Regions from separate parts of the Mus musculus genome. Here all the other regions are linked to region 2. Evidence: chromatin loops called from intact Hi-C (ENCODE). Cell type or tissue: left cerebral cortex. All regions are shown on one strand. Each heading gives the region's core, and the rest is flanking DNA. Links, peaks and the distances in the headings are about the cores only.

Evidence for each region. A loop is a pair of places that touch in the nucleus more often than their neighbours do. Peaks named below come from ENCODE experiments on the same cell type or tissue, not always from the same donor. Only the 100,000 strongest peaks of a DNase experiment are listed, where the experiment ranks them.
Region 1: it touches region 2 in a loop (2.3-fold over the local background); 12 of 42 quality-filtered maps call a loop at or near these places.
Region 3: a loop joins it to region 2, with 6 times the contacts of the local background. A loop is called at or near these places in 12 of 42 quality-filtered maps.

The regions. Positions count from the first base shown.
Region 1 is chr2:72,295,528-72,303,320 of GRCm38, reverse strand. Map3k20 (mitogen-activated protein kinase kinase kinase 20) reads right to left here. Exons shown (of 20, transcript NM_023057.5): 2 at 4,941-5,133. The coding sequence starts at 5,099. Among named protein-coding and RNA genes, the nearest start is that of Map3k20, 14 kb to the right of the region's middle. In left cerebral cortex, for the core only: a CTCF peak has its summit at 4,631 (motif pointing left); DNase peaks (open chromatin) are centred at 4,640 and 5,408; H3K4me3 peaks cover 869 bases; H3K27ac peaks cover 654 bases.
Region 2 is chr2:72,231,767-72,239,559 of GRCm38, reverse strand. It overlaps Rapgef4 (Rap guanine nucleotide exchange factor (GEF) 4), which reads right to left. Exons shown (of 31, transcript NM_001204165.1): 24 at 5,358-5,483; 25 at 4,774-4,952; 26 at 406-496. Among named protein-coding and RNA genes, the nearest start is that of Map3k20, 50 kb to the left of the region's middle. In left cerebral cortex, for the core only: a CTCF peak has its summit at 4,425 (motif pointing left); DNase peaks (open chromatin) are centred at 3,938 and 4,417; H3K27ac peaks cover 938 bases.
Region 3 is chr2:73,278,192-73,285,984 of GRCm38, reverse strand. Cir1 (corepressor interacting with RBPJ, 1) reads left to right here. Exons shown (of 10, transcript NM_025854.3): 10 at 950-2,113. The coding sequence ends at 1,625. Among named protein-coding and RNA genes, the nearest start is that of Sp9, 10 kb to the right of the region's middle. In left cerebral cortex, for the core only: a CTCF peak has its summit at 4,032; DNase peaks (open chromatin) are centred at 4,171, 4,895 and 6,152.

The DNA of each region.
Region 1 (7,793 bases), core at 2,436-6,435, 64 kb before region 2:
AGTTGTTCGCCCAGGTATTTGGGAATAGCAGCAAGCAGTGAACACAAAGGCTTACAGGTTGCCATCTCCACCAGACAGAGGGACGAGCCACATGAAGACACATCTGTGTCAACATATCAAATCTAAGCTGCTGTGTTTAATCCTTTTCAAAGGTTCACATTGTGAGTCTGGTGAACTCTTGCTTGTGGGGGGATGGCTCACTAGGCCAGTGGTGGTAGAGCAGACACTGGGATTACAATGGCTTTCTCTGGCGCTTCCACTCCTTGCTAAACTTCTGCCTGAGCAGGCCAGTTTCCCCCAAGTCAATCAGCAAGTTCTGAGAAGACAGGCTCATGGCTTCTTTCCGTACTTTTGGTAAACATTCTTAAGATTGTATTGTTCCCTCCTCCATGAAAATATTTTATTAAACAGAAAGAAACAGTGCACTGTAAGTACAGCTGTAAAACTGTAAACAGCCAAGTCCTGAGGTCTGGGGACACTGCCTTGGGACAGCAGCGTGACAGGCAATGTCCCACGTTTCGGAGACATACAGTGAACCTGGGGCATTAGTGTTATATGATCCACTCACAGTTTATGAAGCTTGGTTCACTTGAGATTGCAGAGGCAGTGCTACAGATTGTCAAAAACTATACTTCTTAAATTGTATTTTTCTTATTAGAAATGTAAATATATGTCATAGTCAAGCCACACTTCTAAAAACGGAGCGACACATATTTCTACCACAGGGGGAAAAAAATAAAACTAACTACAGCTGAGCTCAGACAGTAATATGCACAATGACATGTTTAAGAGAAAGACAATGATGCTGGGGTGAAATGCATCGGACAGACCGACGGACGGATGAGTAAGACGTGGAGAGCTGGCCATACAGGTGGTCACACGTATTCTTGCTAACTATATATTCCATATGTTGTCTATAGACATTCACTGTAAAATTTACTTTATGTTTGAAATTTTTTCACAATAAAATATTGAAAGAAAACATGAAATCATAGAAAACCACAGATATTCAAGAGAAAAAAAAAGCAGCACACAGATACCAAGCATATACGTGTTTTACAAGCTGTCCTCCTCGCTTCACTTCCGGTAAATGTTGAGCACTTTGCCACTGCAGAGGCAGCACAGTACCCTCTCCACGTGTCTCCACCGCTAGCTTACCTGACTCCCTATCTGACCCCTCTAACAGCTGACGTAGAAAGTCCCAGAAGCACAACCTCTGACCCACAGAAAGCAACTATTTGGAGACCAGCGTCAGTGTGCTACATACTTCTAAACTCTTCTCCAGAAAGGCAGACCTCTGTCTAGCCAGAGGTTTGAGTTTAAAATTTAAACACTCTTATAAAATAAAAATTAAAAAAAAGCAAGGGTTCTTTTTCAAAAAGTCTAAAATAGGCACCCCTAATACTCCCATTTTGGTTATTTTGGCTCTGAGATACCAACTCCAAGTCGGAAGCTGACTCAGGACCTCCTAAAGAAATGGCTGGCCCAGCAGTGGGGACGGGAGTTGAGTGAGTTGGGTAACTTTCTGTGTCCAGAAGTAAGGAAAGCATCCCAGATGAACGGTGTGGTCAAAAGCCACAGAAGCCACTCTGAAGGAGCTCTTGCCAAGCTGGACATAATACAGGCACAAACGTGTATGACGTAATGGATTGCGTCACTTTGAATTGTAAAAGGATTTAATGTCTATAAACAGATAAACAAATTGGGCAGTGTAAATACAGGGAGAGAGAAAGCAGCCTGGGGAACAGGTCAGGAGGGAACCTCTGACCTTGGCACAATGGACTATCATGATAATGACACATCTAAGACAGAGTCACCAAGGGATGCTTGAGCTCAGAAGACATATTTACACAGCCTCGAAGTAGCTCCCAACACTTAATTACAAAAGGGGAAATAGGTATTTTTCACCACAGAGGAATTGAGTGGTCTAGTAACCAGGGAAGGGCTCAAAAGTAACATTACCAAACCTAAGGCAGACAAGAGATACCCATCACACCACACCAAGAGTCACCAAGGACACACAACCACTATAACATCCCCACCACAGCCACATGAGCCACATGAGGGGAAAAGCGCAAGGCCAAAACAAAGGGCACTCTGCAACATAAGTGTTCTCGGCTCATCAAAACTGGAAAAGTCTTAAACGGCAAAGAAAGGCAGGGTAACTATTCCAGAATAAAACAGGCTAAACAGACATACAGCCATTTGTCATCCTGGAGTGTATCCTGCGTAGGGAAAAAATCCCATAAACGTCTCTTGGGACAAATGGACAAATCTGAAGATGGATGATCCAATAAAATAATATAACCATTCAATTTCCTTACCTTGTTAATTGGGTTTTTAGGAGATGCTTAAATGCTTTGAATAAACACATATAGCATCTGTAATTTACTCTCATAGTCATGAAAAACAAAATAATTGTAACTGCACATAAGTCACTAAAGAGAAAAGGCAGATGTCACAAAATGTCACTATGTGGTAGACTTAAGTGGTATTATAGAGGTCGTGATAGTCTTATAATTTTTCTTGGTGTTTGCTTTAAATCATTTTTAGAAAACATTTTAAGCAAGTGCCACTCTTTGTTCTTTTCAGTAGGAAGGAAACACATACTTTGTAAAACAGAGGGACACATCATACCTCACTACACGAGGAGTCACAAGGGACACATCATACCTCACTACACGAGGAGTCACAAGGGAAGTGCAAGCAAGTAGTCACATAGGCTGTGACAATATATTTGTCACATATATTCTCCACATATGACCAAGTTCACAGAACAAACATTTAGTCAGATGTCAGGCCATTCTCAGCGTCCCACGAAGTGAGTTACAGGCACTTCATTACGGGGTCCGTCTCTTCTAAGACTCATTGGAAAAATAACGACCAAGAGGCATAGGATTGAGTGTACAAATGGGGGAAAGACTCTAGAGTTCATTACCTTTATCTTAGCACTTGAAAAGTGCCTAGCCAGTGGCCAACTCACATCTTATAAATACAACTTCGCAAGGGGTGCATACTTCCTCTCCAATTACCCTCACTGCCTCATTGGACTTTCACACTAAACTCCTGTGGGATGAGCAGTGTGGGGTACCTGGCACGGGGATGAATAAAGACTGTCTCTGACAGCAACAGTCCTCTAAATGAAATGCACCTTCTACTCTTTCCGACTTATAGTTTATGAGTTACGCTCTTGCAATACAAAAGCAGGATTTGGCAGCGTCCAGCTCTTGCACTCACCCTGTGCTTTCCCGTGTCATTTTCCTGCCCTATCAAACCATGGAAAAGGCACATCCTATGCACATATGCTGGAGAGGTAGGAAGTGAGCGGGCTAAATGGAATGCTCTGCTTCAAATCAGTTTCCAGTCTCATCCAGTAACCATAGAAGAAGCCATATAAGTATCCAAGCCCCATGGCCTGCCTTTACCATTCTTACATAAGTAGATGGAATTGGCTTATTTTCTATTCCTACCTGGTCAACTAGAAGTCTCCCAGTAAAATACTGAAGAACAAGAAGCCCAGCCTCCTGAATTCTATCTGTCCCTGCTGGAGTGGCTAATACATTTCTCAGTGTTCTGTTTCCCAGTCTATAAAATGGGGACAATAATGTCATCTTACCAAATCAAAGAGTTTGGTGTCAGAAGTGGTTCTAATGCAAGAGCTGATCTTTACTTAGTACCCTTCTGCTTCACGTAAAACACAAAGACAGCCCACGGCAGAGACACCACAGAGCCAGGGTCATGGTTTCAACACTGGGTGAGTGGGCTGATGAGCTCCATCCATGGCACACTGCTGAGAGGAGACCTGCAAGGCTGACCCTGGGTTCTCATCTCTCATCAGCCAGGGTGGTTCACTGGTGGCAATTAATGATAACAAGATCGCTTGGGGAGAAGAGTGTATATCTATCTATAGGTTGTCTTGAAAGGAACAATACTTAGTGAAAACTGGATATAAAACAATGACCAAGGTGAGCATGAGAGGAAGGTATTAAAGGCCACCAGCAGGGCAATTACAGATAGTGGTAATATACTGTAATCTCAAAGAGCCAAAGGAAAGGCGTTTGAATGTTTACGTTGTAAAAGAAATGTTAAACGAGGCAATGGATATAATGACTTAAGCACACAATGCATACATGTATTGAAACATTAACATGGCTCATAGATGGCTCATAAATTTTTAAAAGTACTTTACAGGGTTACAAAGGCTTAACTCTCACGGACCAGCTATACGAATCATTTGACTCTTGAGGTACCAAACTTAATATAGTGGTGGCATCAGTTTGTGTGTGTGTGGGGGGGGGGACGGGGGGGATGGGGACGGGGACATTCCTATAAACGATGAAGAACTTAAGAGTTCAGGGCTCATATACTTCAACACAAGTTCCCGACTCTCAAAGCCAAGACCTTATTCTGATTTTTACAAGGTAAGACAACTCTATCTGGAACCTACTTCTATATTGCACAAAATGCACCACTGTGAACTTGTAGAGGTGAAACCTAAGAAGCTAGCACTGCTTAGTTCAGTTGAAAACAAATACTCTTATTTTCCAAAGGCACCAAGAGGGACCACTCCCAATGCAAGGGGTGAAAATAGGGAGCAATGAAAATGTTACCTCTTACTCTTTACTGCCCCCTCCTGGTTCCCCTGAAGAAGTGAAAAGCTCAAACCCGCCTGTTTCTGTAGGCCAGCCAGCTCAGAGAACACCGGCTTACCATGGAAAGAAATCCTCTAGCTTCACATGTCCCTTAGTAGAGCTCGACCCTAAAGCACACAGTGCAATATTTTCTATTTATGGGGTTCCCAGAATGGGAATTGGGAAGGAGCCTCATGGACCAGCCCCAAAGGACTTGCCAGATCCTTCCAGCTCTGTGACCCTCTAACTCCGCTAGGCTGGAAGGCTTATATAAGAGCTGGTGTGAGAGCCTCTGGGAGCAGATCTTACCTCTTTCTCTATTTTGAGTAACTTCTTTACAGCCACCTCCTTGTCCTGTGATATCCATTTGGCTCGATACACACTCCCAAAACTTCCTCCACCGCAGTTTTCAAAAAACTGCAAGTCGTCGAACTTAATTTGCACAAAGGAGGCTCCGAGAGACGACATCTCATAATGACAAAGTAGTAAACGTCCACAAAATCTGGAGAGGGGAAAGAGAAGAAATGCCGAATCACAGATCAATTCGAGTCGTGCTCTAGATATTTATAACAAGTCCTGTGAAACTTCTAGAAAGGCCCGATGAGTTCAGAAAGAGAAGCAAGACAAACAAGTCGAAATGAAAGCACTCACCCTGGCTGGCAGTCGGCTTGCCCAGGCTTGGAAATGGCTCAGATTTCTCCCCCCAACGAAACCTGCCACAGTGCTTCCTACAGATCCTCCGGAGCTCTGCCTAAAGGCTACTGTGTCACCAGGTCTCCTACCAGGAAGGCCTGACACACAGAAACCATGCCTTCAACAGCAAGCTTGCATAGTTCCTCTGGCATGTGCGGCACGCCGGCTCTCCGGGCTGCCCTTGCCTCACAGGAAACATACACAGCCTAAGCCCCTGAGGATCCTGGCACGGCTGCAGCCAGGACGCTGCAGAGTAAACACATATGCAGTGTTTAGACTCCAAACAAGACTTCACTTGGGGTGAAGGAAAAGCTACCCAAGGGTTTCCACATGTGTCTCACTAGACTGCACTCCATAGAAGAATTGACTTTCTAAGAGACATTGCCCCTGATTACAGTAGATTAAGTCAGCCAAGGAATACTGCCAAAGTTGTTTTAAAAAATATTATGCTTGTTTCCAGGGGGACAGATGACCCCTCCCGAGATTACCGCAGGGGGGTTGTCTATGGTTGACTCATCCTTACTCTTCCGCAGGTAAGCGTTCACTCTTAATCCTCTATCCCAGACTTTAAATTATCAGGAAAAACAAAACCTGAAACGCACAACTGGTGAAGTGTAACTCTTGAGCAAGTGTAAGAAGCTACAGGCGGTACATAAAGGAATCTCTCTGGGCATCCTTTCTGGAACTGTAAACCACAATATTGTAATCATGGAGCAAAATGAGGAACCTATCTATATTAGAGGACTCTCTCTCAAGCAGCTGGTTCATGCTTCGGATGGTCACCATCATGAAACACTTAACAAATAACAAGAAAACGAACTCTGTAAGAACTTGAGGGCATCCAGGATGAAACACAATGTACGATCACTTTCTGCCTTGATCCTCTGTAAATATTTAGGCACATGGAAACATGGCACTTGCAACTCACTTGATGATTTTGACACCACCCCCAAATGCACATGAGAGAGGGGGTTAGGATGCAAGTGTGTGAGAGGGAGAAAGCACCGTGACAGAGTTGAGAGCCACAAATCAGAAAGGGGCATGGGCTTTTTACTATCCTGGCCATTTTCTATGAAGCCTGGATTTTATTTTTTATTATTATTCCAAAATAAAAGGTAGAAGGGAGCTGTCTGGGTCATTGTAAGTTCAGTTTCTCCATCAACTACTCGGAGCTTCGAGGAGACATGCTCGCACAGGGAGCTCCGAGAACTCAGGGCGCAGCTGGCTCAGCCATTCCATTTTCGGAACATCGGCTCACTGAAGAATGTTGATTTCTTATTGCAAAGTCCAAGTCTGCTCCACTTTGGGGAGAAGGCAAGAAAGAGAAACGAAGCAATTTGTTTATCCTCTACTGTTTAGAGCTTGTAATGTTTAGAGGGCTGCGTTGACAAGAAAACAGAGGGAGGAGACCGGCTGTGAGGAACACAGACGCACTCTGTGGCTGCGTTTAATTCAGTGATTTTCCAGACAGACTCACTGCAATCCCGCTAACTTTAGTAAAGAAGGTTTATAGAAAATATAGGAGAATGTGCCAGACAAACACAGACAGCGTGTGCGAGGCAAAAAAGCTCGCACAACAAACGTCAAACACTATATGCTAGATCTCCGCAGCAGAGGATGGGTAAGTCTATGCTTTTGTAATTAATTTTATCCAAGTGTAAGAATTGAAATACGGCCACGAAGCTTATAAGACCTTGCAGATCCACTGCCTGGCTGTGCCCACTCAACTCTGAGAGAGCAACTAGTAACAGCTCCTTCAAGCATCTATCTCCTTGTCTTGATCACATTTCTTTTTTTTTTTTTTGGTTTTTCGAGACAAGGTTTCTCTGTGTAGCCCTGGCTGTCCTGGAACTCACTCTGTAGACCAGGCTGGCCTCAAACTCAGAAATCTGCCTGCCTCTGCCTCCCAAGTGCTGAGATTAAAGGCGTGCGCCACCTCGTCCGGCTTGATCACATTTCTAAGCCATGTATTTGAACACTGTTGCTTTTTGATTTCCCTACTTTAGATCTTGTCATCAACCATTCCCTGTGGAAGAGGGATTCGGTTCTTACACCATCCTTCACCTCCACACATCTTCAGGGGCCACACTGGTCTAACCTCTGTTTACAACCTGAACCATTGGCTAAGACAATATTCACGGTTTATAGAAAGTAGTCTTGCAAAATCAAGACCATTTCCAGCACCGCCATGCAGCAATGGTTACATTTTACTTGGATAGCTTTTTGTTTCTCCTGGAGTTATTAGTTGCCCTGCTTCTGTCTTCTGTTGTCTGTTTAGCTTTTTACACTCCTGATAAACTTACCCAACTCCACCAGTCCCCCCAGGAACTACAAAGCTCCCAACAAAGCAACAAACACCAGCTTCTTCTTGCCTTTATCCTCTGATCCCCAGAGGGAGGAGCACCTTGGTTTTCATCAAGACGTTCTTTCTAAACACTTCCTCTTGATTCAGTCTGGCTGAAATGGTTG
Region 2 (7,793 bases), core at 2,408-6,407:
AAAATGGACCCTCTACCCTCTTTCACTTAGAGGTAAGGCTCAGGATAAAAGCAATAAGCAGACGTTTCAGAGACAACTGAACCAGTGAGCAAAGTGACCTTTGCAGCCAACTGAGCAATAGGTAGACCTGGATTTAGGATTATTTACATTGTAGCAATGGGAAAGCTGAGGTCCACCCCCCACCCCACCCCACGCACACTTCCTCCACCTGGACAATGTGTTTTTAAACTCTCACTCTGAGGTAACTAGAAAGAGGAGACAGGTCGCCTCCCTCTAAGGGCCCCCACCTTTCACATTGTTATACCAGTGTGAGTGCTGTTTCTATAAAAAAAAGCTCACTGGTGAGCCTGTGTTTTTATTCCTAAGGCAAAAGTCCCAGCTGCACGCCAGGAGCGGCTTTCTTACCTCCCACGTTAGTGCCAAGCGGCTCACGGCCACGTTGCTGAGTCCCATGACGATGGCGAAAAAGGAATTTAGATTTTTGTACTCCTTGCAGCTGAAACACAAGAGGCACGTGGTTAAGTAGCATGCCACTTTTGAGCAAGATTTTTTTTTTTAAATAGAGTTCTATTTTCTGATAGTCATTAATATTTATCAGGACTCGTTTATATGAGCTGGCAATGACAGATTTAAGGCACTGCTGGAGTTCTGCTTGGGTAACCACGCTCTGCGGCTCGACAACCCACGCTAGTTTTAGAAAGTTGATAGTTTTGGCCGTTGAGGGTTTGGTTTTGAGAAGTAATTTAAATTCACCTCCCCTAAGGGTTGTTATTATAATCCTAAATTTGCTAAACGCCGTAGTGAACCTGGAAAGGGTTGGGGAGACACATCCCATGGGATTAGAAAAGGGCAGGCAAAGTGATTGTAGAACTTGACACTTGGAGGTAGGTACTCTCATCTGGCAGGTAGGAATGGGTTAAGGATGTCACAATGCTGTGGCTACCCTGGTTCCTCTATGCTAGTGACACTAAATTGTTGAAAAAGTATCAGCTTACAAGGCCTGGTCCTGTGGGCTGGGCATTTGTTCTCCCAAGTTTGAAGTTGGGAGATGTCAGATCCATAACAAAATAACTGTATTTTTAGTTTTACTGATATTGGTAAGGTTGATAATTTTGAGTCTGTGTTTATATCATTATGAGTATTTACAAATCTATATTTGAGAATGAAGCACTTGGGTTAAGCCTAAATTCTTATTAAAATGCCAATGTTATCCCAAGTATTTGGTACACCTGATGGCAAACGACCACACCCACACACCCTAAGTTCTTCATACCAGACCCCTAAAAAGGAAAAGCGTTTACTTCCTAATAAGCAGAAAACTTTCACCACACAGCAATATGGCTATATAAGTTGACTGCTATCATAAACAAATAATGTTTGATCTATGCTCCAAATGCAAGGGCACCCACATTCATAAAAGAGACGTTACTAAATTCCAAAGCACATATTGCATCCCATACAATAATAGTGGGAGACTTCAACAGCCCACTCTCAACAATGGACAGATCATGGAAACAGAAACTAAAATAGAGACACAGTGAAACTAATAGAAGTTATGAACCAAATGGATCTAACAGATATTTATAGAAATTTCATTGTAAAGCAAAAGAATATACCTTCTTCTCAGCACCTCATGGTACCTTCTCCAAAATTGACCATATAATTGGTCACAAAACAGGCCTCAATAGATACAAGAAGATTCAAATAATCCCATGTTCCCTAACAGATCACCACGGACTAAGACTGGTCTTAAATATCAATGTGATAGCTTGTATATTCTTGGACCAGGGAGTGGCACCATCTGGAGGTGTGGCCTTGATGGAGTAGGTGTGACCTGGTTGGAATAGGTGTGTCACTGTGGGCGTGAGCTTAAAACACTCACCCCAGTTGCCTGGAAGTCAGTCTTCCACTAGCAGCCTTTGGATGAAGACATAGAACTCTCAGCTCTGCCTGCACCATGCCTGCCTGGATGCTGCCATGCTCCCACCTTGATGATAATGCACTGAACCTCTGAACCTGTAAGCCAGTCTCAAGTAAATGTTGTTTTTTATAAGACTTGCTTTGGTCATGGTGTCTGTTCACAGCAGTAAAACCCTAACTAAGACAATCAACAAAAACAACAGAAAGCCCACATACACATGGAAGCTGAACAATGCTCTACTCAATGATAACTTGGTCAAGGAAGAAAAAAAAAATTAAAGGCATTTTAGAATTTAATGAAAATGAAGGCACATCATACCCAAATTTATGGGACACAATGAAAGCAGTGGTAAGAGGAAAACTCATAACTCTGAGTGCCTCCAAAAAGAAACTGGAGAGAGCACACACTAGCAGCTTGACAGTACATCTGAAAGCTCTAGTGCAAAAAGAAGCAAACACACCCAAGAGGAGTAGACGGCAGGAAATAATCAAACTCAGGGCTGAAATCAACCAAATAGAAACAAAAAGAACTATACAAAGAATCAACAAAACCAGGAGCTGGTTCTTTGAGAATAGCAACAAGATAGATAAATCCTTAGCCAGCCTAACCAGATTGCTCAGAGACAGTATCCAAATTATAAATTCAGAAATGAAAAGGGAGACCTAACAATGAAATATATCTTAAAATAATTATTGTTTGAAAATATTAAAATCATGTTCTACAAAATAAAAGTAAATAAATAATGTTTGAACAAAACATTTTTGCAGAAGGCTCATTGAATGGTTGCTTTGGCTGCTCATATTCAACTCAAAAAGTAGCCACGAGCCGTTCTTCATAGGTCGTGGCGGTGGGGAAATGCACTTTAGAGGAGTTATGGTGGATCGGCTCACACACGAGAAAGCAAGCAAGGATGTCACAATGCTAGGGTAGTGGCTCCCAGAACAAGGGCCGGCATCTCCACCTGCATCACTGGCCTTTGCCTTGTGTGGGTGACTTGGAGATAATAAATCCAGAGCGGCAGACCTGCTCCATTTGCAGCTTTGCTTATCATTCAAGGCAAGCCAGGAGATGACTTCCTGTCTCGGTTTTTTCTCCTGTGAATACAGGACTAAAGCACCTACCCCAGCTTTGCCTCTTTAATTTTGCTAAGCTCCAGACTGGGCCAAGAACTTAAAAGAAAATGCTGCAGCTTTTCTAAAGACAGCAAGCAAAACAGATGCTATTGTCTACCTCAGTGGCTCTCAACCTTCCTAATGCTGTGACCCTTTAATACAGTTCCTCACGTTGTGGGGACCTCCGACCATAACGTTATTCTGTTGCTACTTCACAACAATCATTGTATGAATTGTAATGTAAATATCTGATACGCAAGATTCCTGATATGTGACCCCCAAACGGATCGAGACCCAAAGGCTGAAAACCACTGGTCTAGAGGCTTCTGTCTATTCCTGTAGACTCAGGGTTAGGAAAGCCTAGAGTCTGTACTAACTGGGTTGAGTGAACAGGTTCATGGCGGGACAGCAGCCTCAGCACAGGGCTGAATATGGCTAAATAGTCAGCTGATTTGCAGGAAAGGCCAAGTCTACCTGTATAATACAGAGAGTCAGGAAGATAGGGGATACATTACAAAGGCAGAAACAAACAAACAAAACAAACTCCTGGGTGTTTTGAGAGCCTTTTCTGTGTTGCCTGCTCTGTTGTAAACTGACAGGCAGGTCCTCTCTTCCTTCCTGCTGCACTTGGCACCAGCAGGCTAAGGTGAAGAGAGAACAAGCTCTCTATGATGGGAAAGCTCACCCTGTCATAGTTTCCATAAGCCACTCATTCCAAACACATGAAGGCATCTGCTCACTGCACAGAGGCCGCCTGACCGCGCCGCTAGGGAAAGTGGCCGCACCAAACCTGTCTTCAAACAGCCAGCTTTCCCAAAAGGCAAGGCAAGCAGCTCCTGGATTCAAAGGATCTGGTATTCTATTGTCTCCTCGAAATCTGGCAAAACAACTCAAGGCATTTGGCAAGCTGGCTTCTATAAAACACCAAGCCGCTTTCCCTTCTTTGTTTAGCTCTGGAAATCAAGAGAGTGTGTGGGATCTGAACTGTTTGGCTCAAGAAAACGCCTGGCTGGGGTCGCTCATTCTCCTAACCTCCCCGAGCTCGGGCTCTGCATTTAGAAAGGGAAGGAGTCTCGCAGCACAAGCCACATTTAGCTTTTTTATTTTTAGCACTGTGGTGATACCAAAAACATGGAAGTAAACAGGAGGTTGTCAAGCATATCTAAATAGCAGGAGAAGATTAAATTCATGTCAGGGAGAAACCTAACTGGCCCCTGCAGTAAATAAATTGTTTCCCAAGAAGTGCTTTTAAATAGAATATTTATAAGATGTTTGCTTTCTCTGATGTGCATGGAGATGATTTCCTAGTGCCAGGTTAGCTGGCCTGTATGCGTTTTACTGATTTTATTCTGCCTGAGCTGTGAGCTGTTGTTCCAGCATGTTCTACTGCCCTCTACTGGTGAGAACGTGTTATGTGCCACATCGGCTTCCAGAGCCTTGCAACCAAAGTTTCTAAAGGAACTTTTGTTGACTTCAATAGCATTCTTCAAAGGGGGGTGGGGGTGGGGGAAATCTGAAGAGTTCAGAGCAAAACACACCCCCCCCTTTGACTCCAGCATCAGTACTACAAGATGTTAATTTATATATTGATGTTAACTATTAAAAAGCTAGAAGACATTCTTCTCTTTCAAGAATTCAACTGCTGGTTGTTCTTACACCCGTTTCTCTTTGTAAGGTGTTTTCCATGAGAACAGAGTTCAGGGACATTTTTATTCTTTCTCCAAAGTTAAAGACACTTACTGAGCCGCTATCTTGATAAATTTTTTCAAAAGCTGAACACGTTTGCTGAGCTGGGAACAAAGGCAGACCTCAGTGACAACCCAAAACTGAATTTCATTAAACCTCCTCAGGAACAAATCCAAGTTTGCCGTGGTCTTTTTAAAATTATGCCTTCCAAATGTGTGGTAGATTAGCTCCAGCTAGAACAGAAAGGAAAACAATTTTACTTATTTGTTGGCTTTTAAATCAAAACGCCAGCCTGGCTCCTCCGTTTGTCAGGAAAGTGTTCTATCAAGCAGCAGATGTGAATTCAATCGCTAACCCGGATGTACCTTGTCATATAGATTTGAAGGGCTTTCATGAAGCTTGTGGAATATATAAATATAAACTAGGTGTTATTGGCTTAATAGACTCTGGAAGACATAGCATAGCATCACAGAGATTTTTTTTTTCTTTAATACTTACGGGTTTTATAAGCTCAGCATGCACAAAACCCATCATGTGGTTTCCATATGGTAGCACACGGAAACATGAGTGGCGTCAGGCCAGCAGGCTTCACTCAGAATCCTATGGAGCCCATGGACGCTCCTTGCTGGGCGTCTTACCTCATGCACACAGTTGAAGAGTTCCCAATCGTAGGTTGTCATCTGGTACGCCAGGTCTTTCGAGCTCATCAGCTCAAATGTTCCCACTGTCCCAGTGGTCGGGCCTTCCTGTTCCGGCAAGGGAGTCTGGGAAAGATTGTGAAAAAACTGGATCAGAACCACAAAGGGACCAGTACTCAGTGCCCAACGCTTTCGGGAGTTTTTGGTGTTGGAAAGGATTTGGGGGATAGTGTTGGGCATGTTTTGAAATGTCGGTTTTGAGGTGAAGAGTGTCTTTGCTGCTTGTTGTACTTGCCTGGAGGCCATCTTTGTTGTTAGCATCCTCAACCATCCCCAGTTACCAACAGTGTGGTCACCAGCATTGCCACCACCACCATCTCAACTGTGGGCCATGACAAATAAGGCTGGGCAAAGGCTGTGCAGGGATCTCCTGTGCCTGGGGATTGGCGGGTGGGTACCTGGAAACTCTTCCTCTTCCACGGTAAAGATGGAAGATGCTCTTGGAGACCTTACCCTCATGTTTCCATAGAAAGTATGATAAAGCCAAATACTAGCACAGGAGTTTGAATTTCTACCCACACTACTACTTAACTCCTGGTGGTAACTGAGGTCAAGTTGCCACAGCCACGTCTTCACACACCACCTAAAGTAGTGAACTAGTAGAGAGCAGTGTGATCTGAGTCTACACAGGATTTCCAAGTCCTCAGCCTGGCCCGAGAGCTGTTGGGTTGAGAATGTTGCAAGTTTGGGGCAAGACCAGACTCTGCTACTTAGACCAAGACTCTTGTCAGAAGTTTTCTTTTGCTTCACTCATCTCCTTCTGTGATCTAAGAAATGTTATACAGCGTTCTTACTTTGTCAGACAAGAGACAGATGGAGTGTATAATACCTAAATACTTATCTGTAAGACTAGGGATAGATATTTAGGAATGGATATATATGCATACATGTGAGACATAGAAAGAATATCTGCCACTATGATGCTAACAGTACTTGGATATTCAATACTCATATCACATGGCTAGGGATGTCACTCTGGCTAAGCACTTTCTTTGTAGGTACAAGGCTTGTTGCCCCAATTCCAGCATTAATAAGAAAAGGGGCTCATGTTAGAACTATTACTATTATATGGATTTCAGCAGCATCTTCATCACTTCTGTACTCAAGGGATGTCCCCAGTGTTCTAAACACTCAAGGAATTACATGCTCAAGGTTTAGGTGGCTCCTGCATTGGAAAGTTCATCTGTGAGCTGAGCTCTCAAGTTTACAGTGTAACAAAGTCTACTTGCATCAACAGGGGAGGTGCTACTTGTGGATACAGTTACTTGCTGGGCTCCATTTGCACATCTGGAGACAGAATATCAACAGACCAGACTACTAGGTACATAGACAAGCAGGTAGAGGCACCTGAATGGACCTTTCGAAACAGGGAGCCTACTGGGAGTCAGGGTGTGTTGAAGGATGAAGAGAAGCAGTGAGCAGGAGGGTGAGAAAGGCTTTTCTCAGGATGGCTCATGCTTATGATGATAGCAAGGGTGAAAATGAGGGAGCTTTTAAAGAGGATCCGAGTACCAGATTAGGAGATGGTTTGTCAGAGGACAAACTAGAAGATCACATTAGTGCCAGCTTCAGAAGACAGCAGACTGAGCATAAACCCCACTGTAGCAACACATACTTGGTATGATCCCTTAATCTTCTGACTGTCTGCAGTTCCAGTAAATCAGAGTTATACTACCCAAGTTGGCAACTAATATTGAGGCTTGTTAAGAGGATTAAATGGGAACAATTTAAGAGCAGCGAGTAAATCCAGTCCTCAGCACAGGAACGTCCCCTCTGTCCAATTAGGTCGCTTTCCAGAGGGGTTGGACTGCTACAAATGCACAGGAAAGTTGGTTAGGGCAACACTAGGTGAAGAGCTGGATACGGATCCTCTCTGTAGAGCACAGAGAGCAGGGCAGAAAGCAGCAATTCCAAACAGAACTGGTGCTGGTGGGCAAGGTGCTTATGGAATCAGCTGAGAATGGCTCCAGCCCGGGGCAAGTCTTCAGTAGGTGAAGCCCTTAGATTCCTGGTCTCAGGACAACGTCACAGGTCAGCCGGGCCCTCTGTGGTCTCCCTTCTCTCCTGCAGCTGCTTCCCACTCCACTCACTAAGTTTGCTCTCTTCTTGAGGACCTCCATCTACCTGCACCTCTAGCACTTTCCGGGAGGTTTTATGGTGTCTTGTAGATAGGACTGATTAACACAACAACTCCTGTGGAGATTTCGATGGGAAGCCCTTTGGGTAACAGAGGTTGTGTTGTCATCCCCACATCCTTCCAGAGGTTCAAGAAGTCGCTGTAGAATCTCAGCCTTCACTTGAGGGGAGGGTGACCATCAGCAGGAGAGCCTTCCTCTGAAATGGTGGATTTACATGTGCAGCCTGGAGCCCAGAGCA
Region 3 (7,793 bases), core at 2,436-6,435, 1.0 Mb before region 2:
GTTTTTTTTCTTTTTTAAATTTTGTGAAGTTTTATGAGGAATACATATGAAAGAATGTTTAAATTTATAATAATGTTTAAGTTTGTTAAACATAGTGCATGTGGGCTAAAGAATTCAGGAATTATGCACTGAGTCCAATAGAGGGCGCTCACCATGTTTCAGTAAATGGAAAATGGTATGCAGAGCCGGGTGCAGAGACTGGAGTCTCACAGTAACTCAGCTTCCATCTAAACAGTTTATCTTCCCAGACTGAAAGTTCATAAAACAGTGGGGTTGCTCTATTTCTAAAACTAGATAGTTGATGAGAACTAGTAGGTAACTATTTTATATAATAAAACATCAAAGTATATCCTAAATCAGAACGTATAGACAATCCTTAGGTTTAATAATTAATGTTGTTTTGGTTTGGTTTTGATTTGATCAAGACAGAATTTCTCTCTAGCCCTGGTTTTCCTGGTACTCAATCTGTAGACCAGGCTGGCCTTGAACTCACAGAGATCTATCTGCCTCTACCTCCCAAGCACTGAGATTAAAGGTGTGTACCACCACTGCTGGGCAATAATGTTCATTAATATTTCTGCACTTAAAACATACATACAAGATTGACTGTGCATAGGTTCGATTAATGCTGCACATCTTTCCCAGGTTTTCTTTAATCCGAGAAGCATTTTATTTAGAGTGCTAAGTAGTTTCATGCTCTGACTCGATGTCAGTATTTTATCAAAAGGATAAGGATTCCCAGGGAAGCATAGTTAGGACGCTGGCTTAATTTACATTCTGTTCAGTGTCTACATGCCTGAATAGTTTAAAAGAAAGAAAGTGGTTTATCATTAAATAAAATAAATAATGGGTTCAGATGTGGACACCATTTTTAGTAGCATTTAAGAAGATATAGTCTGTTAACAGTTTCTTTTTTGTTGATGAAAGAACTATTTCTTTCCAACTACAGGAAATTGGATAGACTTGAAAAGAAAAAAAAGAAAAAGAAAAGTGATAAGAAAAAGAAGAAGTTACAGAAGAGCAAAAATAAACACAAGAAACGTAAAAACAAATCCCCTTCCTCTTCCTCCTCTTCCTCCTCTTCCTCCTCTTCCTCCTCCTCCTCCTCCTCTTCCTCTTCCTCCTCCTCGGAGACATCAGATAGCAGCAGTGAGAGTGATAACAAAGAAAAGAAAAGAGAGAAAGAGAAGAGGAAGAAGAAGAAGAAAACCAAATGTTCTGAAAGTAAATCCAGTGACTGTAAGGAGGACAAGCCTAAGAACATGCTTTACGAAGAACTTTCCAGCAGTCACAGTGACAGGGGAAAAGCCCAGGAAAAATTAAGGTTTCCAAAACAAGAGAGTTCTGGGGAGAATAGCATGTGGGTCCATTCTGCTTCTGACCGGACATCCAGAAGCCACCGGCACAGTCCAGAGAAGAAAGGGTCTGACAGAAATCGGGGAATCCGAAGTCGGAGCCGTAGCCGGGCTGAGAGCAGCCGGCGAAGCAGAAGCAGGAGTCCTTACCGTCAGAAGCACAGGGAGGTGAGGAGCCGGCCACACCGGAGCCCTAGTGAAGAGCAGAAGGGAAGAAAGGGCACCAGAAGCCATGGTGAAGGTGACCATAGAAGAGAGCACGTGCGCTGAGCGCCCAGGAGATAAAGGGAGAGGCAGCAGGCTCAACAGAGCTTCGGAGCAACCACCTGGGCATCAAGGACATCTTTAGCAAGGGCTAACATACACATTGTTATCTAATAAAAAAAGTCAATTCATTTTCCATCTCTGTAAACTGTTGTTTCAAGTATTAAAGCACTGTTGTACCACAAGCTTAAGTTTGCAGATATTTGCAGGGAATTTAGGGTATACAAGTAGTTTTTGTTTTGTTGTTGTTGTGGTGGTGGTGATGGTGGTGGTAGTGGTGGTTTTCTTGTTGGTAGTTGTTTCTTCTGCCTTATACCAGATTTAAAATATGTACGTAATTGTGTGATTTTGTTGTTGTTTTGAAACACCATTAAAACAGTGACAGAATCTTGAATAATTATCAATTCAAATTTGTTATTTTAAGATTTGAATATGCTTGAAGCAAAATGTAATCATTGTTGAAACTGACTAGGGTGAATAAAATACTGGATATCAAAAAGCATGTCCTTAAGACTTTAAAAGTATGATATTTATAATTGGATGTCCTGTTATTTGTCTATGTTGGCAAACAAAATCACTTCAAACTTAACAGTTGTGAAAATCAGAATTCTGGCATGGGTCTCACTAGGATAAGATGAAGGCATGGGTAGAATGTCTTCCTTCAGAAAATCCATGGTGCCCAGTTTTGGTGGTTGGCTCCCTTTTCTAACGAAGAGAACTCCCCTGTTTCCAAGTCCTGGAGTCAGTCTGACACTAACTGCACCCTCCTTCACTTGGTAAGGACCCTGTGAGTATAGCAGGTCCACATTTAAGACCAACTGATTATCAACCTTAACTTTGCACCTGTAAATGTAACATATTCATGGCTTGGGGGAGGGGGCGGGGGGGGGGGGTTGGAAACATGTATATCTTGAGGGGAGTGTTATTCTGTCTCCTCCCACAATAGCCTTTCTGGTTGACATTGCAAAGTTTTTCTTCAGGAGGTAAAACATATTACAAAGAAATAATGTAAACTAGATATTTTGTATTTAAAGGTGTATGTTGGGAGTGGAGGGAACGGTTTCTCTTTGAGACAGGGTCTTCCCATTACTATGTAGCTCTTGCTAGCCTGAAACTCACTATGTAGACCAAGCCAACATATAAGGTGTTTTGTTTTTTTTTAAAAACTTAGCTATACATTTTGCCATATGTTCCAAAGGATTAGAAGAAGAGAAAACTATGGAAATTTTCAATAAAAAATGCAGATTATATGCAACTAAAACTTTTTTGCCTATTGTGAATGTATTTTTTTTAAATCAGGGTTTTATTTTTTATTTTGTCTAGTACAAAAATGGTTTAGATAGCCATCACAATTTCCAAGTAGTGTAAGAAAATAAATTTGGAAGGAGTTCAAACTATTCCATATCTAATATTTCTCTATGCACACAAACAGATGTCCTGTGATGTAGCTGCATCTATGATGTAAATAGTCCTTTGATTATGCACGTGAAGGGAACTAGAGAGGAGCTGAACTCCTTCCCATATCCTTTACTATCTCAGCACACCTCAGATCCTACTCCTTCACTTAGAAAAGCATGCATTTGAAATTGATAAAGGCTAATTTACACCGAGTTCATCAGTGTTGCAGTGATTATTTCCTGCCGTACACCTTTTTAGACTTTATAATTTTTGTAATGTCAAAACCTATGCAATACTTACTGCCTTAAAAGAGGGTTCCAAACCAATATAGTGTTCATGAAGAAAAACGTTGAAATGCATCCTATAATTAAGAATGAATTAAAGAAATACACTTTCTTATACTTTTGACTTTCACCAAAATGTGATACCACCCTTAACTTTACAAGGTAGCCCCTAAGGTTTTTATTTTAATCTCTAATTTAATCCTTCCTGTTGAGAATATTAAAACATAAGGGAATAATTTTAAAAGGGCTAATCTTACCCACCCAATTCTAAGAGAAATTTCCCAGTGGTTACAGATCATGTGCATCTGCAGTTTAGGTTTGGGCCTTGGCCACCCACAGATGCTAGACAACCGCAATGGGCCTGTTCTGACTTACAGATGGAAGGGGAGGCATTCTCACACACACAAACATGGAACAACAGCCTTCCCGAAGCTCACTGTGTCTGCATGTGCTGGCGATACTGAGGCATGGGACTGGGCATGATCTAGTAAGTAGCCTAAGAGGAATCCTCTAAATTCAATGAATCCAAAGGAAACTCCACAAATCCAGACATGAAATATGTCATTCTTCTTACCCTTAATAGAGAAAATCTTTTAAATAAATCTGGGTACTCGACACTTTTTCCCTCGATGTGAACCTGTATGCAAAGGTATTGGACAAATTTTGAATTTTAGGGACATGCTCCAATTCTCCCTAGCCTGTTTAACGCAACGGTGACGTGATAATTCCTGTAGGAGGCACTGTCGATTTACAAATGACCAGGGGAAAGCGGGTGGTTAGGTTGGGGTTTGTTTATCTGGATGTCTACATAGTAAATTAGTCATAATTTCTTTTAATAATTGCCCAAATAGGGAGAAGTTGCTGCAGCAGGAAGGCTCACCTTGTAGTGTGACATGGATCTTGTTTGTATCATGCAGTTGCAATATGAAGAAAGCTTTTTTTTTTATCTGAAAGGTTGTGGAGAGATCTTTCTTCCAATGAGGGCACAGGATCCGATCAGTACCGCTGTTGGAGCAGGCGTTTTTTTTTCGATTTCAATCACAAAATTTAGTATCCGCACAGGCAATTTTATGCTTCTGACCTACTGGCCAAGATGCTGGTGAAGGCCTCTCAATTAGGCCGCGTCCTCCACACCCTGTGCTGAAGACCAAGGAGCAGGCTTACACATACTTTCAATCTTATTTGGGTTTTCTGAGAAGATACATTTACTACAGTTACCACTTCCGGACAAGTGTTAACCAGTCTGCAATGGCGGCCTTTGCCGCAGGGTCAGATCTGAAAGTGCCCTGAGAACTGAGCGCTTCCCTGACTTGAAGTTTTCTACTACCCGGTTCCTGAGGCAGAAAAGGGAGCAGAGAATTCTTATCACCTTCCTTCCCTCCTCGCTTCACCTCACACTTAGCACCCCAGAGCCCCACAATACACCTAATACTGTAGAGAAGTGCGGATTGAGACGCGAAGGTCTGATTGTAATAGATTTGACCAAACTGCCTAGTCGCCTACCCGCGACTCAAGACAGGGAAAACCTCTGGCCTTTGCCTGGCAGCGGCTTTCGGGGTGCCGAGGCCTTCGGAGCCGGTCAGATCTCCACTTGAAAGGGTATCACACGGAACCCAAAGGATAGGCTGATCAGGTGTCGCTAGGCCATCCGTAGATGCCAGGGCACACCGCGTTCTCTGGGACTTTTCCGGGATTCTCGCCTGGCAACCAGGGACACAGCACACAGAGAGAAGCTGGGAATTTGGGGGCGCACAACCGTCCATGTTCCGTCCACAAGCCTTTCAAAACAGTGTCAGCTTAGCTTTTTGCATGGGTCCCCTGGCGCTGGCCCGCGGTGGCCCAAACCCAACCAGAAGACACTCCCAGGCCCCTCCGAGAGGCTGCGGCGCCCCCGAGGGCCTGGACCTTGCCTCCCTGTCCCTACTGAAGCTTGCCCGGCTTCCCTCGTGTGTCCCCTGCGCGGGTCGCAGGACGCACTCGCCCGCCTTGCCTTGAAAGGCAAGAGAATTTTTCTGCTCCCTAGGGCTCCACAGGTGAAGACCGCGCTTAGGGAAGCCAATGCTAATCTCTAGCTCCTGACGCAAAAGAAGAAAATGCCAACTCTCTTAGCAATTGACAAAAAGAAAGCGGACTGAGGGAGTCTCACCCTATCCCTGCATTTCTTTCATCAATGAATCGCCCCTGAAGTGGCAAGATGCCTGCGAAACAATGCAAAATCCACAGTGAATTTCCAAAGAGAAAGAAGGCTACCGTCTGGGAAAACCTACAGCTCAAACGTTAAGCTTTCCCGGATCCTGGCCAACTAACTGACTCTGGAGGAATGTGTCCCCACGGACATTTAGAAATCTTAAGAGTTCCAAACACCGTACATATTTATACCAATAATATATGGGGAGGCAAGTCTGTATGTATTTACCTCATACATATTTCTATAAACTCCAGCGTCTGGAAAGGGTGGGGGGTAAATAGCACTGAACGGTTAAAATTATGGAGAAGGGATAATAACTGATTACTAATTTGAAAGTAAATAAACAGGTGACTTTTTCAGATCAAATTCCTCCTTGGATCGTTACAATAAATATCTCTGAAGGAAGCGCTCTATTTATGTTGTCATTGATTAATTCTTCACTACCTCATTTGATTTCGATTTAGAACGATTTGATTCTAATTTAATTAGCATGTAATTTGGATGTACATAATTACTGTAATTATGACATTCAGGTAAGGCAGCTTTAGGCTGAAAGGCAATTTCAAATTTTCTAGCAACCTACTTTGTACTGGGAAATGGACAAGGACTTTGCGCCCTGCTATCCAAGTAGTAATTAGCACATCTCTGAAATAGGCAGTGCGGCGGGGTTTGTATTAAAACAGCAAATACAAACCCAGCCGAGTACCCGCTACAAAGGTGGCTGTTGAGTTCCCAGAAGCGCGCTGCATTTCCCTGGCTTGAGTTTGGGGAGCCGGGCACCCCAGAGCCTCATCTCTTTTCTTACAGCTTCGGGAGACTGCGTTTCTTTCCTCCTCGGGCGGGCGCCGGGGTTGGAAGGTGTCGCTTTTTAAATTAAAAAACAATAACTGCTGAAGGGGGAGGGGAGAAAGTCCCTACAAGCCCTCTAAAGCTAGTGGATGGGGGAGGGGTAGTGGACTAGGAAGAGGAGGGAAGGGGGCGGCGGGAGGCAGGGCGATGCACAGAGAAGAGAAAATTGGCCAACGCCCCCAACTGTTATCTCATTTCAGATTTGGGTTTCGAAAAGGCAAGGACAAAAGGGGTGGGTCTGTTCTGGGAGGGGGTGCGCACCCGTCGGGAGGGCCTGGGGCGAGGGCTCTGGGGGCTCCTGGTCGCCCTCTGGGGCCCCGTCGAGCTGCCCCATGCCCGCTGCGCCCCACTTGAGCAGTGGTCGCCTCCCATTGCACGGAAACCCTGCAGAGGTCTGTTGAGGTGCTCGGTGGGTCCAGGCTGGTCATAGCTGTGAGACTCTGGCTTTCTCTTCTGTGTTAGGGGTTCTGGGAAGCTGAGGAGGTCTTGGTGACCTGGTGGTAAACTGCGTTCACGCCCGTCCTGGGTAGTCCAGGCAGACCCGATGGTCCCGCAGCCCTGGACCCTAGGACGCTGGGTGAAGTGTGCGAGGCAAGCTGTGCCCACCGCGGGATCTCTACCCAGGGTGCACGTCGCTGCCGCTACCGACAACGCTCAGCTTTCTCATTTAGGAGTGCTGGAAGACCCTGAAATCGCCTAGGAAAGAATGCTAAATGAGACAATGAAAGAAAGCTGGGTCCAGGGCCAAGCGAGGTGGTAGTCTGTTTTGCTTGGATTTTTCAGTAAGTGTGTTTCAGAAATAATCCCCTTCCTTTGGAGCCATTGCTAGGCAATGTCCCCTCAAAACGGGGCTTGTCCCCAGCTAAAACACTAAACCTCGCTTTTCTTTGCCTGATTCCTTGGCTGCCAGAGTTCTCGACAGAAGCAGGTCTCCAAGCGCTAAAAGCCAAGCACCAGGCCGACAGCGCGGACTCCTATGCAGGAGCTCTAGATGGCGCCAGAGAGCCGCACTCGCCGTGCGCCTCTTGGGGGAATCAAGAGCTACTGTCAAACATAAAAGCAAATCAGAGTTTTCAGTTTTTTTTAATGTGTTAAGAATGTTATTCCTTAAGAAAATTTGTAGCTAAATTATTCTCACTTAAAATAAACACTTAGTATACCAATTACACAAATGGGCGGGATTTATGTGAGATTTACTTCATCTGCATTTTTGTAGTGGAAGAGAGCCTTGGTGAATACAGATAATAGATGCAAATAAGATTAGAGTTAAAATAAATAAAGTTTCCATGTGAATAAAAAGAAATTCAATTTTACACGACTGGTGACGATTTGACGGAATGTCCAGACACGCGGTTCAGGTGCACAATCTAATCTCATCCAAATGTTTTCAAACGTCCTTGAGGAAAGGAAAAAAAAAAATCTACTCCTTTTTCTTCATCAGGTAGGACCCGGTGG